Regions from separate parts of the Homo sapiens genome. Here region 1 is linked to region 2. A link is an interaction called in ENCODE POLR2A ChIA-PET data of the cell type or tissue named here. Cell type or tissue: PC-9. All regions are shown on one strand.

Region 1 (8,000 bases), 250 kb after region 2:
TTTAATAATTGACTTTTTATTTTAATGATGGTTTATACTCACATAAACATATATAATTGCCTGCATAGTATGTCTTAGTGATTGAGATGAAAGGCATGTCCAATGCCTTTTTAAATCTTAATTATGTGTCAAAGTGCAGTCTCTATTTTTATTTACTTACTTCTTCATTTTTAATGTTTGTTTCCTTTCCAAATATGGTCTCTAAGTGTTCAGATATTTATACTCTATTTTTATCAGTTGCAAGGGGTCTTAAATCACTTTTCGTAGATATGTTTACATGTCTGCTATATTACCTGTTATTGCAGAAACATGGTGGCTTAAAATAAAACATTTATTTTCTTACAGTTTTGGAGGAATGGAATCAGGTACGTTAGATAACTTCCTCAAGGTTGTTGAGCTTAGTGTCAGAACTGCAGTTCTAGCGGTTTTTAGTCCATTTGGGCTGCCATAATGGAATCCCACAGACCGGGTGGCTTATAAACCACAGAATTGTTTCTTACAGTTTTGGAGGCTGAGAAGTCCAAGATCAAAGAACTGGCAGATTTGGTGTCTGGTGACAGCCTGCTCTCTGGTTCATAGAAAACTGCCTTCACTCTTTGTCCTCATACAGCAGAAGGGGCAAGGGAGCACTCTGAGGTCTCTTTTACAAGGGACTAATCCATTCATGAGGGCTCTGCCCTCATTACCTAATCATTTCTCATTGGCCCCTACCTCCAAATACCATCACATTGGGGATTAAGTTTCAACATAGAAATTTTGGGTGGGGGGACACAAACATTCAGTCTTTAGCGGTAGCTAAAGGTATTTCTGACTTCAAAGTGGATTGTTCTTAGCCATCATACTTTATTACCAACATAGTTGGTTTTGGAAGAAATTTAAACAATATATATGACCAAATTCCCAGATAAAAGGATTAATATTTTATTAGCATTTTCATCAGTAAAATCTTGTACATAGCATCCTAGAGCTGAAACTTTCAGATTATTAACTACCTTGTGTTTCATTTGAAAAATAAGAGTAAGACTCTGGTAAGCTGAATTGATTTACCCAAAATTACAGGTCATATTAAGTCATAGAGCCAGGCCTGGATCATTGAGTTTCCCACTTCAGTCTTATAACACGTGATTCATGAAGTTAATTTTGTTAATTCCTTGCTTTCTGTTCTGTAAGTTTGAATTTCCATATAATAAAGGAGATACTGAATTTTGTTTTATTATGTGTTTATTTAAAATTGACAGAATATCAACTTGCAAGGCCTTCTGATGCAAACAGAAAGGAAATGTTGTTTGGAAGCCTTGCTAGACCTGGACATCCTATGGGAAAATTTTTTTGGGGTAAGATACTAAATACATCATCTTATTTCATATTTTCTAGTTAAGATTTAGAATAAGAAAAGTTGATAAAGAATTGAAAATTATAAAGCTAGAGTCCCTAGGTACCTTTTACCTTTTAGGATAGCTAGTTAGCCTTTCAAACGCGAAGTTGTTAAATATGCCTCTATTTGGTTCTCTAACAGTGAATATAGCAAGAGTAACACCTAACATTTTGTGAATGCTTTTTAAGTGCCAGATACTGTGCTAACACTACATGAATTATTTCATTTGATCATTATCACAATGTTCAGAGATAGGTACCATTATCATCTCCATTTAAAGATAAACAGGTTTAGGCCAGGCGTGGTGGTTCACACCTGTAATCCCAATGCTTTGGGAGGCTGAGGTGGGAGAATCACTTGAGACCAGTTCAAAACCAGCCTTGGCAACATAGTGAGACCCCATCTCTATTTTAAATTTCAGTCAAGTTATCTCATTTGTTTAAATCACACAGATAGTAAGTGGTGGATGTGAGATTTGAACATCTGTTTATCTGATTATAAAGTCTGTGCTCTACCTCAGCCTGACATTTCCATTTGTCAACAGAGTTAGCAATAGTTTCTGTAAGAGTTTTTGAACTGCGACTTAATTTTGTTCATCTAGTAAACTGTTTAACTGGTGTCTGTTTTTCATAATGGCATTTTCTTAGTGGGAGGATTTAGTTACAGCCTCATATTAATCCTGTTGACTATAGAGTAAAATTTAGGATGAGATGATCTGAATTATTCTTTAAAGGGTGTTTTGTTTCCCTGTATATTTCTGTACAGTTATATACATTTTATAGGGCATTCTTGCTTCATGTGTTTTATTTTTAAGAATTAGATAGCCGGGCGCGGTGGCTCACGCCTGTAATCCCAGCACTTTGGGAGGCCGAGGCGGGTGGATCATGAGGTCAGGAGTTTGAGACCAGCCTGGCCAAGATGGTGAAACCCCGTCTCTACTGAAAATACAAAAATTAGCTGGGTGTGGTGGCTCATGCCTGTAGTCCCAGCTACTTGGGATGCTGAGGCAGGAGAATCGCTTGAACCCAGGAGGTGGAGGTTGCCATGAGCTAAGATCGTGCTATTGCACTCCAGCCTGGGCGACAAGAGCGAAACTCCGTCTTTAAAAAAAAAAAAAAAAAAAGAATTAGGCAAAAATATTATTAAAATAATTAGAAAGAACCTGGATTGAATACTGCTAGACTAATTATTAAGCAAGGAAGCTTAGGGAGTTATTGTCTGTTTTTTTAAGGTTTTCCCAGAGATTAATTCCTTGGATATTAAAATATACTTCAGAATTGTTTCTTATGCATTTTTGTCTTATTAATATTAATACATTATTGCACACTGGTTCAATATTCTTGAGTCCCTTGGGTTATTTCATTAATCATGTATGGTAGCAAAATATGCATTGATGATGTAGAAGACTTTTAACAAAGTTAACTTAGTTATATCTATAATTTTTTTCATTCTTTTATAGGAAATGCTGAGACGCTCAAGCATGAGCCAAGAAAGAATAATATTGATACACATGCTAGATTGAGAGAATTCTGGATGCGTTACTACTCTTCTCATTACATGACTTTAGTGGTTCAATCCAAAGGTAACTATTAATTATGGCTCTTAGAGTTACCTTGAAGTAGCGCTTTCTTAGGATTTGTTTGCCTGTATCAGTGTTGTAGTGTACTATTAATTACTTTAGTGCTTGACCTTAATACAAAGTAAAGGAAATCAGAACTTGGAGATGTCACGTAGCTAGTGGCAAAGCTCAGGGAAACACAAGATGATGAGATTCTCAGGCAAATTTTTTTCTCTTACAGAAATAGGTCTTATCTGTAAGATAAGATATGTAGGCTGGTCTGTGAATGTACTAATATTCTAATAGGTCATGAATTGATCTTTTAAGCCACCTTCAGCTGCAATTGTATCTGTGGTTTTACATTTACTCTATATCGATTACAAACTCTTACAGGGCAAAGTGTTGGTTTGTTCATTCTTACATAAGGTCCTGTAAAAATGGCATGATTAATTGAGATTGACATGGTGACAATTTAAGAATTATCTTAAATATAAAATACTGATGAATACCTCTATGGCAGAACTATCTTAAATGTAAAGACTGATGAATATCTCTATTTTCCTTCTTTTATCATTGTCTTCAGTAACTCACATTCACTTTTTCTCATTAAGGAAATCATGGAAGCTTTCTTTTGTTTTCTTTACATTTCAACCTACTTGTTTTTCAAAGTTAGTAAATTGCTAAATTATTCCTTTTAACATACCTTATAGTTTGCACATTTCTATTTGAAATGCTAATCCTCTCACCCTAATGTGATTCCCCTTTTTATAAAGTTTTGCTTTTTACATTGTCAAAATTAAGATCAAATCTGACTTGGCTCTTAGATGTAAAACATTTTCGCATTTATGATCAAAATGAGTTCACTAAAGTTGACTTGAAGGTAAAGTTTCGTGGTATGGTAGATTCTTCTGTTCAAATTGCTTTTAGGTTCCTTTTACATTTGCTAAATTAGGCAATTCCATATTTGGTATTCCCCAAGTTAATTCACAATTTTTGATTATTGTGTTTGCAAATAATTCCATGTGTTTTTCTTGAACTAGTTATTCTGTTTCTTTTGTATTCTCTTCCTCTATGATGGCAGATATAAGAGCTTATTAATGCTTATTTCAAAATTTTAAAACAAGTCCTAGAGTTTTTGTTTTTTAGCAAGACAGGGTTTTGCTCTGTCATTCAGGCTACAGTGCAGTGGCACAATCATAGCTCATTGTAACCTCAAATGCCTGGGCTCAGGTGATCCTCCTGCCTCTGCCTCTGAGATAGCTGGGATTACAGGCCCCAGCCACTGTGCCTAGGCTAGAGTTTTGATGAAAACTATGTACAATGTAGATTTCATAGGATTTAGATTTTTAGCATTAATTATACCATTTAAGAGTCAAACATCTATATAAATAATATAAATTCAGAAATGATTAGTCTGAATCCCAGGTTTTATATAATGGGGTTCTCTATTGAGAATTAGTGAAATTCATGTGCCTGGTAGAACTAACAAATACTCTTCAATGATGGTCACTCAGATAAAGCAAAAAGTTTCCTTTTTCGTTTAGATCTGTTTTTTACTATAAATTTCCAAAGAATTTCTTACTAAATATAAGAAGTGAATCAAAGGAAAACATAAATCATATATATGTATGATATATATATATATAAAGCCTAAAAAGAAGACCTATGAGTTAAAACCTCAGCAAGTGTACATTAATGTAAAACAAGTGGAATATAAAAGTACTGATGAGATGGCAAAAAGGAGAGGTTAATGTAATATGGGTTAGTACGGAAAAACCTTCCAAGAGGATGTAAGTTTTAGAATGGGCGTAGGATGGTTGGCATAATCTTATCTCTTGGTCCTTCACACTAGCCTAATGCTAAAGATATATTTTTTTGTTAAACTTGTGTGCCTTTTCTGACTTTACCAGGGAGAAATAAAGGGGTCTCACAAAATTCTGTGTGTCGTAAGGTTTTCTTTTCTACTGTTATTTTTCCTGTTCATCCATTACTGGTTCAGGAGTGGCAAGTAATGGCCAAATTAAAATATCCCTTTGTTTTTTAGCTAAAGATCTCTGAGAAATCTAATTGCATTTCTACCTTGAATAATGTCATTGCATTTTCCTGTCTCTTCCCTGCCCTCCCCTCTCAAGAAACACTGGATACTTTGGAAAAGTGGGTGACTGAAATCTTCTCTCAGATACCAAACAAGTAAGATATTTATTTTCATACATCATACACCTTCAGAGTTAAAGAGACCATTATCTTGTATGAGTCCCAAAGGTTTTTTGCTTTTTTATTTTTACACAGGTGATAGAATTAAGACCTAAACAAACTTAATGACTGTCAAGATCACACAGCTTTTGAGTGGGTAAACTAAGATGACAAGCCAAGTTTCCATAGTTCAAAATTTACAGGCTTGTAAATGTATATAGTAAGCAATAATTCTGAAAAATTTATGCCTCCTTTTACATTTATTTAGAGCTTTTCTGTGATACGAAAGAAAATACTATATGAGAGGCAGAAGAATATGCACACTTACATCCCCCGTATTGGGACAAATTGTGTTCTGAAAATTTGTTTTTTTTAAGTCAGTTGTTTGGATATTGCACTGGTTTTCCCCATAAAAGAAGTAATCTTTTAGATGATGGCTGACTTTCCATACTGCCTGAAAAACTTACTTCATATAGTCAAACCAGATGTTCTTTTATAAGAAATTGTATGTCGAGTTTCAGTTCAGGATGATTTAAACATTTTTTCTCCACCTCAAATTCATCAAAATAGTACAAATATTTAAAAGATACATTACTGCTACCTTTTTGTTACAAAGTTTACAAAAAATTTAATTCTGAAGCAATGAAATCTTTCTTCCTGTACTTAGTAGTTTGCATTTTAACAAAATTAATGAAAACAGATATTTTTTCTTGCATCAGATGGGTAACCTGTGGATTTTCCCAATTAGTCTTCTAATACATAATTAGAAACCAGCATAAAATGTTAGAATAACTTATAATGACAACTGATTGGTTATTATTAATTTGGCTTTATATGAATTTCCATTGATAATTAGCAGTGCTTTTTGGTATGTAAAGGTAATCAAGAGCATGACAAATTTGTGGGGCTGTTTTTTCTGATTAGAAGTCTTGAGTGTGAACTATGGAAATATCAAATGTGAAACTTTAATAAAATCAGAGGTGTGTTTAATAGAGGAATTCATTAGGTTCTGTCAATCCCTGATGAGCATTAAAAAAAATCTCATATATTATTCACTAATAACTTTGGTTCCTTAATTAGACAGGTTAAAAATTCTTTGAGGCATTTAATACTAATTTGCATCAACTGTGTTTTGGAAGAAATATTAAAGTTACAATATCTTCAACCAGAGTAGAAGCCCCTAGGAGGGACCAAGTCTTTTAAATACCACAGTGCCTAATATAGTGCTTTATACCTAATATTCACTTCATGTATAATCGTTGATTTTAAAAAAGTATTATCTCTAGTTTGTTTCTTTCTGGAATGGCTTTGTCTAGGAGGAGAACTGAAATTAAATGAGGCTGATAGAGTCAGTAAATATTGGGGTGAGAGGGGGTCCTTTAAATTCATTCTCTATCTCTTGAGTTGTAAAGACTTTTGAGTTATTGGGCTGAGGCTAAGAACAGATTGTGTAACTGAAGATTTTGTGGCTGTGTTGCCATCTATTTGTTCATGCCTGGAATGCTTTCCAAGAAGGAGTATGTAGAATAGATTATAAATATCTCTCAGTTAGATATCCCTAAAGATATTGCTTATAAAGGCTTTTGCCAGTTAAATTTGTATGTATTTGTTTTATTTTCAGTGGGTTACCCAGACCAAACTTTGGCCATTTAACGGATCCATTTGACACACCAGCATTTAACAAACTTTATAGAGGTTTGTGAACCAAAAGTTTAAAACTGTTTGAAATAATGTTAGCACATTCTCTATAACCTAATTGAAGCTGCCAATTTTCATTGAAAATGAGAACACAACAGAAAATACAGCTGGGTTGGAAAGGAAGTAGATGGGCAATGGAGATCTAATTAATAATAGATAGCAGACCACTGACTAGCTGCAGATCGATTGATTCTGGTGCCCTGCTGCTACTTCAGTCTATTTCATGCTTTCTCCTTGTTTTACCTTTCTTCCCTTTTGTTCTCTGTTTTGTTAAATTTTCATTCATGTTTCATTTTATTTATATTCTGCTCTTTTGCCTTTAAATGAATAAAAATAGATGAGAGGGAAAACACTTTGGCAATCGTTTCCTTTTAAATTCATTGTGAAAGTAATATTTGCTAAATAAAAATATAAAATGTCAAGAAATGGGAGATAAATCACCCTTAAATCTTACCATGAAGAGAAGTCATTTGTATCGGATTTCTTTTTTTTTTTTTTGGAGACAGAGTCTCGCTCTGTTGCCCAGGCTGGAGTACAATGGCATGATCTCAGCTCACTGCTTCGCCTCCCAGGTTCAAGCGATTCTCCTGCCTCAGCCTGCTGAGTGGCAGTGATTACAGGCACTCACCACTATGCCCAGCTGATTTTTGTGTTTTTAGTAGAGACAGGGTTTCACCACATTGGCCAGGCTGGTCTCGAACTCCTGGCCTCAAGTGATCCGCCTGCCTTCGCCTCCCACAGTGTTGGGATTACAGGCATGAGCCACCACGCCCGGCCTCCAGATTTCTTTCTGATTTTCTAATAGGTATATTTTCTTAACAAAGTCGAGATTATAAAGTATATATATAATTCTGTCTCCTGCTTTGTTTCATTTAATAGTATACCTGTAATAACTACATAATGAGTTGTGTGATTACATTATAATTTACTTAACAATTTGCCTACAGTGAATATTGCAGAAACATTCTTAATTCACCATCTCTCTTTATTCTATCACGGCAGATTTTTTTTTCTGTTTTTACTAATTGCCTTAGGTATTCCCTCCTTCTTCACCCCGTTACCAGTCTCTTTTGCTTTCCCCTAATCAGTGACTGTTTTGTTACACGCTTCTGCTGCTGGCTCCATTCTGTTAATATTAAACTAACTCTTTCCAGAGACAACTTACTTTTTATTGTA
Region 2 (8,000 bases):
CCTACCTTTGCTGGGCTCTGCATAGGGTATGTAAGTTAGTCATAGTAGCCTCCTACCTGGTAAATTTGATGCTCACTTTGTTCCTATACTGCAGTACATTTTTGTGGCTAGAGGAGGCTCACAAAATTATATTTGACTCCATAGCTCTTGCTAATAACTGCCCTCTCAGTTCATGGAGGCTTGAATTCTTCTTTGTGACTTTTTTTGAATCCAACTGAGAATGATAAAAGAGAATTAGCAGTTGTCTCTTTTTTTCTTTTTGAGATGGAGTCTCGCTCTGTCACCCAAGTTAGAGTGCAATGGCGCAATCTCGGCTCACTTCAACCTCTGCTCACTGCAACATCTGCTTCCCGAGTTCAAGTGATTCCACTGCCTCATCCTCCCAAGTAGCTGGGATTACAGGCATGTGACACCACGCCCAGCTAATTTTTATATTTTTAGTACAGATGGGGTTTCGCCATGTTGGCCAGGCTGGTCTCAAACTCCTGACCTCAGGTGACCCACCCACCTTGGACTCCCAAAGTGTTGTGATTACAGGTAGGAGCTACCGCGCCCAGCCAGCAGTTGCCTACTCCATCCTACATGTAATGGCACTTAAATGTTTACCAGAAAATTCATCTTTTACTGACTTCTTCCTATACCTTTTAAGAGACAGGGTCTCATTCTGTCTCCCAGGCTGGAGTACAGTGGCTTGATAATAGCAGCTCACTGCAGCCTCAAACTCCTGGGCTCAAGGGATCCTTCTGCCTCAGCCTCCTAGGTTGGTAGGACTACAGGCATGTGCCACCATGCCTGGCTAATTTTTTATTTTCTTTAGAGACACGGTGTCATTTTACTCAAGCTGGTCTTGAACTCTCGGCCCTAAGTGATCCTCCTGCCTTGGCTTCCCAAAGTGCTGGGATTACAAACACAAGTCACCACACCTAGCCTCTTCTTACAGCTTAATAGGGTAAAACAACAGACTTCTTAAGAATAAGGCACATAAGCGTCTGGGGTGTTGTGAGACTGAAGAATGTGAGATTTTGAGGATAATGGGCTTTGCACACGCTCTTATAAATCAGTCAGTATCCTTCACATTCAATTCTAGCTCAGCATCTGCTTATTTCTAATGGCTATTATTAAGCTAAAGCTTACGCTATCATTAGTCTATAACATATGCTGGGATCACTTTGTCTTATTCTCTGGTGACAAGTCTGACAAGACAGGAATTTTTTTTTTTTTTTTTGAGACAGAATCTCGCTCTGTCACCCAGGCTGGAGTGCAGTGGTGCGATCTCGGCTCACTGCAACCTCCGGCTCACTGCGACCTCCGCCTCACGGGTTCAAGCGATTCTCCTGCCTCAGCCTCCTGAGTATCTGGGATTAGAGTCACGCGCCACCACCACGCCTAGCTAATTTTTGTATTTTTAGTAGAGATGGGGTTTCACCATATTGGTCAGGCTAGTCTCGAACTCCTGACATCGTGATCTGCCCGCCTCAGCCTCCCAAAGTGCTCGGATTACAGGTGTGAGCCACTGCGCCCAGCCTTTTTCTTTCTTTTTTTTGAGACTGAGTCTCGCTCTGTCACCCAGGCTGGAATGCAGTGGTGCTATCTCTGCTCAACGCAACCTGCACCTCCTGGGTTCAAGCAATTCTCCCACCTCAGCCTCCCAAGTAGTTGGGATTACAGGCATACGCCACCACTAAAAGTACAAAAAAGAATTCCCGTGCCCAGCTAGGAATTCTCTTTATATATGCTGCAGGTAGTGTGAACTGGCATATTCTTTCTGAAAAGCAATTTGACAAAATGCATGAAGAGTTCTAAAAATGTTCATGGCTCTTTCAGCCAGTAACTACACTTTCAAGAATCTACAGAGGCCGAGCACAGTGGCTCACTCCTGTAATCCCTACGCTTCGGGAGGCTGAGGCGGGTGGATCACCTGAGGTCAGGAGTTCAAGGCCAGCCTGGCCAACATGATAAAACCCCGTCTCTACTAAAAATACAAAAAATTAGCTGGGTGTGGTGGCGCCTGCCTGTAATCCCAGCTACTCAGGAGGCTGAGGCAGGATAATCACTTGAACCCAGGAGGTGGGGGTTGCAGTTAGCCAAGATCGCGCCACCGCACTTCAGCCTGGGCAACAAGAGAGTTGAAAGAACTCAGATTTATATATATAAAAATATACATATATTTTATTATATACAAATATATAAAATATTTATTTACATATAATATATAATTACTATAATTTATATATAATATATATTTTAAAATATATTTTATTTATTATTTTATATATATGGTTTTTTTTTTTTTTTAGACGTAGTCTCACTCTGTTGCCCAGCAGGCTGTAGTGTAGTGGTGCGATCTCGGCCCACTGCAACCTCTGCCTCTTGGGTTCAAGCAATTCTCTTGCCTCAGCCTCCTGAGAGTAGCTGGGGCTACAGGAGCGTGCCACCACGCCCGGCTAATTTTTGTATTTTTGTAGAGATGGGGTTTCACCATGTTGGCCAGACCTCGTGATCCTCCCAAAGTGCTGGGATTACAGGCGTGAGCCACCGCGCCCGGCCCAGAGAGATATATTTATATATAGAAAAGTTCATCACATGATTCTTTTATTATCAAAACATTATAATGTATAATAAATAATTAAAAAGTGTTAAATTACAGTACAGTATATCCATATACTGGAATGTATGTAGATACCTACACATGATTAAAAGGAGTTTTTTTAATGACATAAAACAATTTTTATAATATAATGCTATTTTAAAAAATGATTATTGGCCGGGTGTGGTGGCTCATGCCCGTAATCCTAGCACCTTGGGAGGCAGAGGTGGGAGGACTGCTTGAGGCCAAGAGTTCAAGACCAGCCTGGGCAACATAGGGAGACCTCATCTCTACAAATAATTCTAAAAAGTAGCCAGGCATGGTGATGGAATCTCTCAGCCTGGGTGACAGAGTGAGACCTTGTTTCAAAATAAAAAATTTAAAAATTAAAAAAGTAAAAATGATTCTTTTAAAACAAAAACAAGCCGGACGCAGTGGCTCATGCCTGTAATCTCAGCACTTTGGGAAGCTGAGGCAGGTGGATCACCTGAGGTCAGGAGTTCAAGACCAGCCTGGCCAAAACAGTGAAAACCCATCTCTACTAAAAATTCAAAAATTAGCTGGGTATGGGGCTGGGTGTGGTGGCTTACACCTGTAATCCTAGCACTTTGGGAGGCCGAGGCAGGTGGATCACCTGAGGTCAGGAGTTCAAGACCAGCCTGACCAACATGGAGAAACCCGTCTCTACTAAAAATACAAAATTAGCCGGGCATGGTGGTGCATGCCTGTAGTCCCAGCTACTCGGGAGGCTGAGGCAGGAGAATCGCTTGAACCTGGGAGGCCAAGGTTGTGTTGAGCCGAGATTGCCCCACCGCACTCCAGCCTAGGCAATAAGAGTGAAACTGCCTCCAAAAAAAAAAAAAATTAGCTGGTTGTGGTGGCACACACCTGTAATCCCGGCTACTACTTGGGAGTTTGAGGCACGAGAATCGCTTGAACCTGGGAAGCAGAGGTTGCAGTGAGCCAAGACTGTGCCACTGCACTCCAGCCTGGGCATAGAGTGAGACTCTATCTCAAAAAACAAAAAACAAACAAAAAAAACCAAACCAAACAAAACAAACAAAAAAAAACAAGGTCTTGCTCTGTCACCCAGGCTGGAAGTGCAGTGGTGAGATCACAGCTCACTGCAGCCTAGAACTCCTGGGCTCAAAGTATCCTCCTGCCTCACCCTCTGAGTAGCTGGGATCACAGGCATGCACCATCATGCCCAGCGAATTACATTTTTTTCTTTTTTTGAGATGGAGTCTTGCTTTGTTGCCCAGGCTGCAGTGCAGTGACACGATCTCAGTTCACTGCAACCTCCGCCTCCTGGGTTCAAGCAATTCTCTGCCTCAGCCCCCTGAGTAGCTGGGATTACAGACGCCCACCACCACGCCCGGCTAATTTTTGTATTTTTAGTAGAGACGGGGTTTCACCATCTCGGCCAAGCTGGTCTTGAACTCCTGACCTCATGATCCACCTGCCTTGGCCTCGCAAAGTACTGGGATTACAGGCTTGAGCCACCCAGCCTGGCCTTTTTTTTTTTTTTTTTTTTTTTTTTTTGTAGAGACAGCATCTCACGATGTTACCTAGGCTGGTCTCAAACTCCTGGCCTCAAGCAATCCTTCCACCTCAGCCTCTCAAAGTGTTGGAATTACAGGCATGAGTCATTGCACCTGCCAAAAAAAAGAATTCTAAATTGTACATCTAGCTGTAATCATATGTGTGTGTGTGTGTGTGTGTGTGTGTGTGTGTGTGTATGTAGCATATATATAGTGCATATATATAGTGCATATATATAGTGTACATAAAGATGGGAAAGATTAAATACAAGACTAATAGTAGCTCTCTCTGGGTGGTAGGGATTATGGTTGAATATTGTCTTCTTGACATTTTCTCTATATTCCTGATTTCCTACAGTGGCAATATCTATTATCTATATAGATATACAGATACATATTTTTTTTTGAGACGGAGTTTCACTCTTGTTGCCGAGGTTGGAGTGCAATGGCATGGCCTCAGCTCACTGCAACCTCTGCCTCCCAGGTTCAGGCAATTCTCCTGCCTCAGCCTTCTGAGTAGCTAGGATTACAGGTGTGCACCACCATGCCCAGCCAATTCTCCTGCCTCAGCCTCCTGAGTAGCTGGGATTACAGGCGTGCACCACCACGCCCAGCCAATTTTTTTCTTTTTTTGAGACAGAGTCTTGCTCTGTTGCTCAGGCTGGAGTGCAATGGCACGATCTTGGCTCACTGCAACCTCCGCCTCCCAGGTTCAAACGATTCTTCTGCCTTAGCCTCCTGAGTAGCTGGGATTACAGGCGCACGCCACCACACGTGGCTAATTTTTGTATTTTTGCAGAGATGGGGTTTCACCATGTTGGCCAGGCTGGTTATGAACTCCTGACCTCGTGATGCGACCACCTCAGCCTCCCAAAGTGCTAGGATTACAAGTGTGAACCACTGCACTCATCCGGCAATATATTTTTATGTTGAGGGGAAGAAAGCTTTTTAAATACAAAACATGCCAATAAGGATGGATAAAATGTGGTATACGCATACAATGGAATATTATTCAGCTATAAATCCGTGAAGTTCTGATACACTATGACCTCGATGAACCCTGAAAACACTAAGTTAAGTGAGTGTTTTCAGGCCTCCAGGCACAAAAGGACAAATACTGCATGATTCTATTCATATGAAACATCTAGAATAGGCAATCCATAAAATAGAAAGTAGATTGGCGGTTACCAAGGGCTGGGGTAGAGGGGAATAAGGAGTTATTGTTTAATGGGTATCAAGTTTCAGTTGAGGGAAATGAAAAAAGTTCTAGAGATGAACAGTAGTGATGTTTGGCCAACATTGTGATGTATGCCAATGAATTGTATAGTTAAAAACAGCTGGCCAGGCGCGGTGGCTCATGCCTGTAATCCAGCACTTGGGAGGCCAAGGCAGGCGGATCATGAGGTCAGCAGATCAAGACCATCCTGGCTAACATGGTGAAACCCCATCTCTACTAAAAATACAAAAAATTAGCCAGGCGTGGTGGCGGGCGCCTGTAGTCCCAGCTACTCGGGAGGCTGAGGCAGGAGAATGGTGTGAACACAGGAGGCGGAGCTTGCAGTGAGCCGAGATCGCACCACTGCACTCCAGCCTGGGCAAAAGAGCGAGACTGCACCTCAAAACAACAACAAAAAACAAACAAAAAACCAAAAAAAAAAAACAAAAAAAAACCCTGGCTAAAATGGCAAATTTTGTGATATATATATAGATATATCTACACACACACACACACACACACACACACACACACACACACACAGAGTAAAAAACAAAACAAAAAGCCAAAAGAACAGGACCCTAAGAGAGAAAGAAGGATGCTATGGAATGGTAAAGTGAATAGGACATGGTGCTTCCCTTTTACTCTCGTGTACTCAGAGCTGTCTATCTATGGGCACCTGAGGCTCTAGCTGGAGGAAGAAGGAACTGCAGGAAGAGCCCGCCATTAACTTTAGGTCCTCTTTCTGTACAACTGGTTCAGAAAAAACAAGAACCAGGAAGAGGAAAATGTAAAAAGTAAAACTTATGTGTCCAATTACAAAATTTATATTCCCAGCCTTAAGCTTTCTCTAAGCCCTAGCTCCCTATAGCTAACTTACTGCAGAACAATCCCACCTGGAATAATCAGTACCTCTTAAATTTAATAGGTTCTAAGCAAACTCATCACAGAGAATCAGCATGCTATAAACTAGAAACAACGAATAAACATGTTCCCAGCCGTCAAGACTCTTTATAAGCTACTGAAAACAGACTACTGGATTAATAAGTTACCATTATACACCACGATATGAGATAGCGAAAAACATATTATAGAAGAGCAACTTAGGCTAACAGCAGTAAAAGTACAGAGAAAGGGTTGACTATACCTGGAAAGACAGGAAGGGTTTCATGGAGGCTGAATTATACCCTGATTAAGACAGAAGCTGTCCTCTGAATATTATTATAAAACTCTATGAAGCAACTTGGAACAATTAGGGCATCTGAATCGGAAAGTGCTTTTTGGTTACACTTCTTACCAAATAAACTGGAAAAAATCTGTTGTTTCTGAGAAATAAAACAGATCCTTTTGTCAATGGATTCATGCAATTGGGGAAGAAAAGGTGACAGCACAGTCACTACATTCAACTAGATTACCAAATAACAAGCACATTCAAATATTTTCAAATGTTACAGAACATAAAACATTTTCAGAAATTTGGTTCTGGATGATACTCTGTAAGTCTGCCTAAGAATTCCTTTCAAAAAGCTGGTTATTGGCCAGGCGCAGTGGCTCACACCTGTAATCCTCCCAGGACTTTGGGAGGCCAAGGCAGGTGGAACTTCTGAGGTCAGGAGTTTGAGACGAGCCTGGCCAATGTGGTGAAACCCCGTCTCTACTAAAAATATAAAAATTAGCCAGATGTGGTGGTGCGCCTATAATCCCAGCCACTCAGGAGGCTGAGGCATGAGAATTGCTTGAACCCAGGAGGCAGTAGGTTGCAGTGAGCCAAGACTGTGCCACTGCACTCCAGCCTGAGTAACACAGTGAGACCATCCCCCCACCAAAAAAAAAAAAAAAAAGCTGGTTATTTATTTGACCTTTGTATGAAACTGTCTCTGAAACCCCTCATCCCTTAGTTTTGTTTTTTTTTTTTTTGAGATGGAGTCTTGCTCTGTCACCAGGCTGGAGTGCAGTGGCATGATCTGGGCTCACTGAAACCTCTGCCTCCAGGGTTCAAGCGATTCCCCTGCCTCAGCCTCCTGAAGTCCTATCCTTTAGTTTCTGACAGCCTTGGATTTTTCTTTGTTTGGTAACATTAAAAACAAACAAACAAACCTATATATAATTTATTATACCAAATCAATGAACTATTATACCAAATGAACTATTATACCAAATGAACTATTATACCAATGAACTATTATACCAAATCAATGAACCAAAGAAGGTCAGAGAAGCTTGTCTTATTCCAAATAGTCTTTTAGTTTTTTTTTTTTTTTAGACAGTCTTGCTCTGTCGCCCAGGCTAGAGTGCAATGGCACGATTTCAGCTCACTGCAACCTCTGCTTCCCAGGTTCAAGCGATTCTCCTACCTCAGCCTCCTGAGTAGCTAGGATTACAGGCATGCACCACCACACTCAGCTAATTTCTGTATTTTTAGTAGAGACAGTGTTGTACCATGTTGGCCAGGCTGGTCTTGAACTCCTGACCTCAGGTGATCCACCTGCTTTGGCCTCCCAAAGTGCTACGATTACAGGAGTGAGCCACCGCACCCAACCTTAGTTTTTAAAGTTTCTGAAGAGGACACCAATTAAGCTCTGGAAGGGGGAAAAAAAATCACAAATACTGATAGCTTGGATAGTACTAATGTTAGTGACATTCAGTACTGACAGTA

The links. ChIA-PET counts read pairs that join two places held together with the same protein. Peaks named below come from ENCODE experiments on the same cell type or tissue, not always from the same donor. Only the 100,000 strongest peaks of a DNase experiment are listed, where the experiment ranks them.
Region 1: POLR2A ChIA-PET joins it to region 2 with 19 read pairs; 2 of 35 experiments call an interaction of 5 or more read pairs at or near these places.

Annotation. Positions count from the first base shown.
Region 1 is chr1:51,818,621-51,826,620 of GRCh38, reverse strand. It overlaps NRDC (nardilysin convertase), which reads left to right. Exons shown (of 31, transcript NM_001101662.2): 6 at 1,239-1,334; 7 at 2,835-2,957; 8 at 5,066-5,123; 9 at 6,748-6,821. Among named protein-coding and RNA genes, the nearest start is that of MIR761, 14 kb to the left of the region's middle. In PC-9, no CTCF peak of the experiment used is centred here; no DNase peak of the experiment used is centred here; H3K27ac peaks cover 412 bases.
Region 2 is chr1:52,069,819-52,077,818 of GRCh38, reverse strand. The region is part of intron 3 of BTF3L4 (basic transcription factor 3 like 4); the gene reads right to left. Among named protein-coding and RNA genes, the nearest start is that of BTF3L4, 18 kb to the right of the region's middle. In PC-9, no CTCF peak of the experiment used is centred here; no DNase peak of the experiment used is centred here.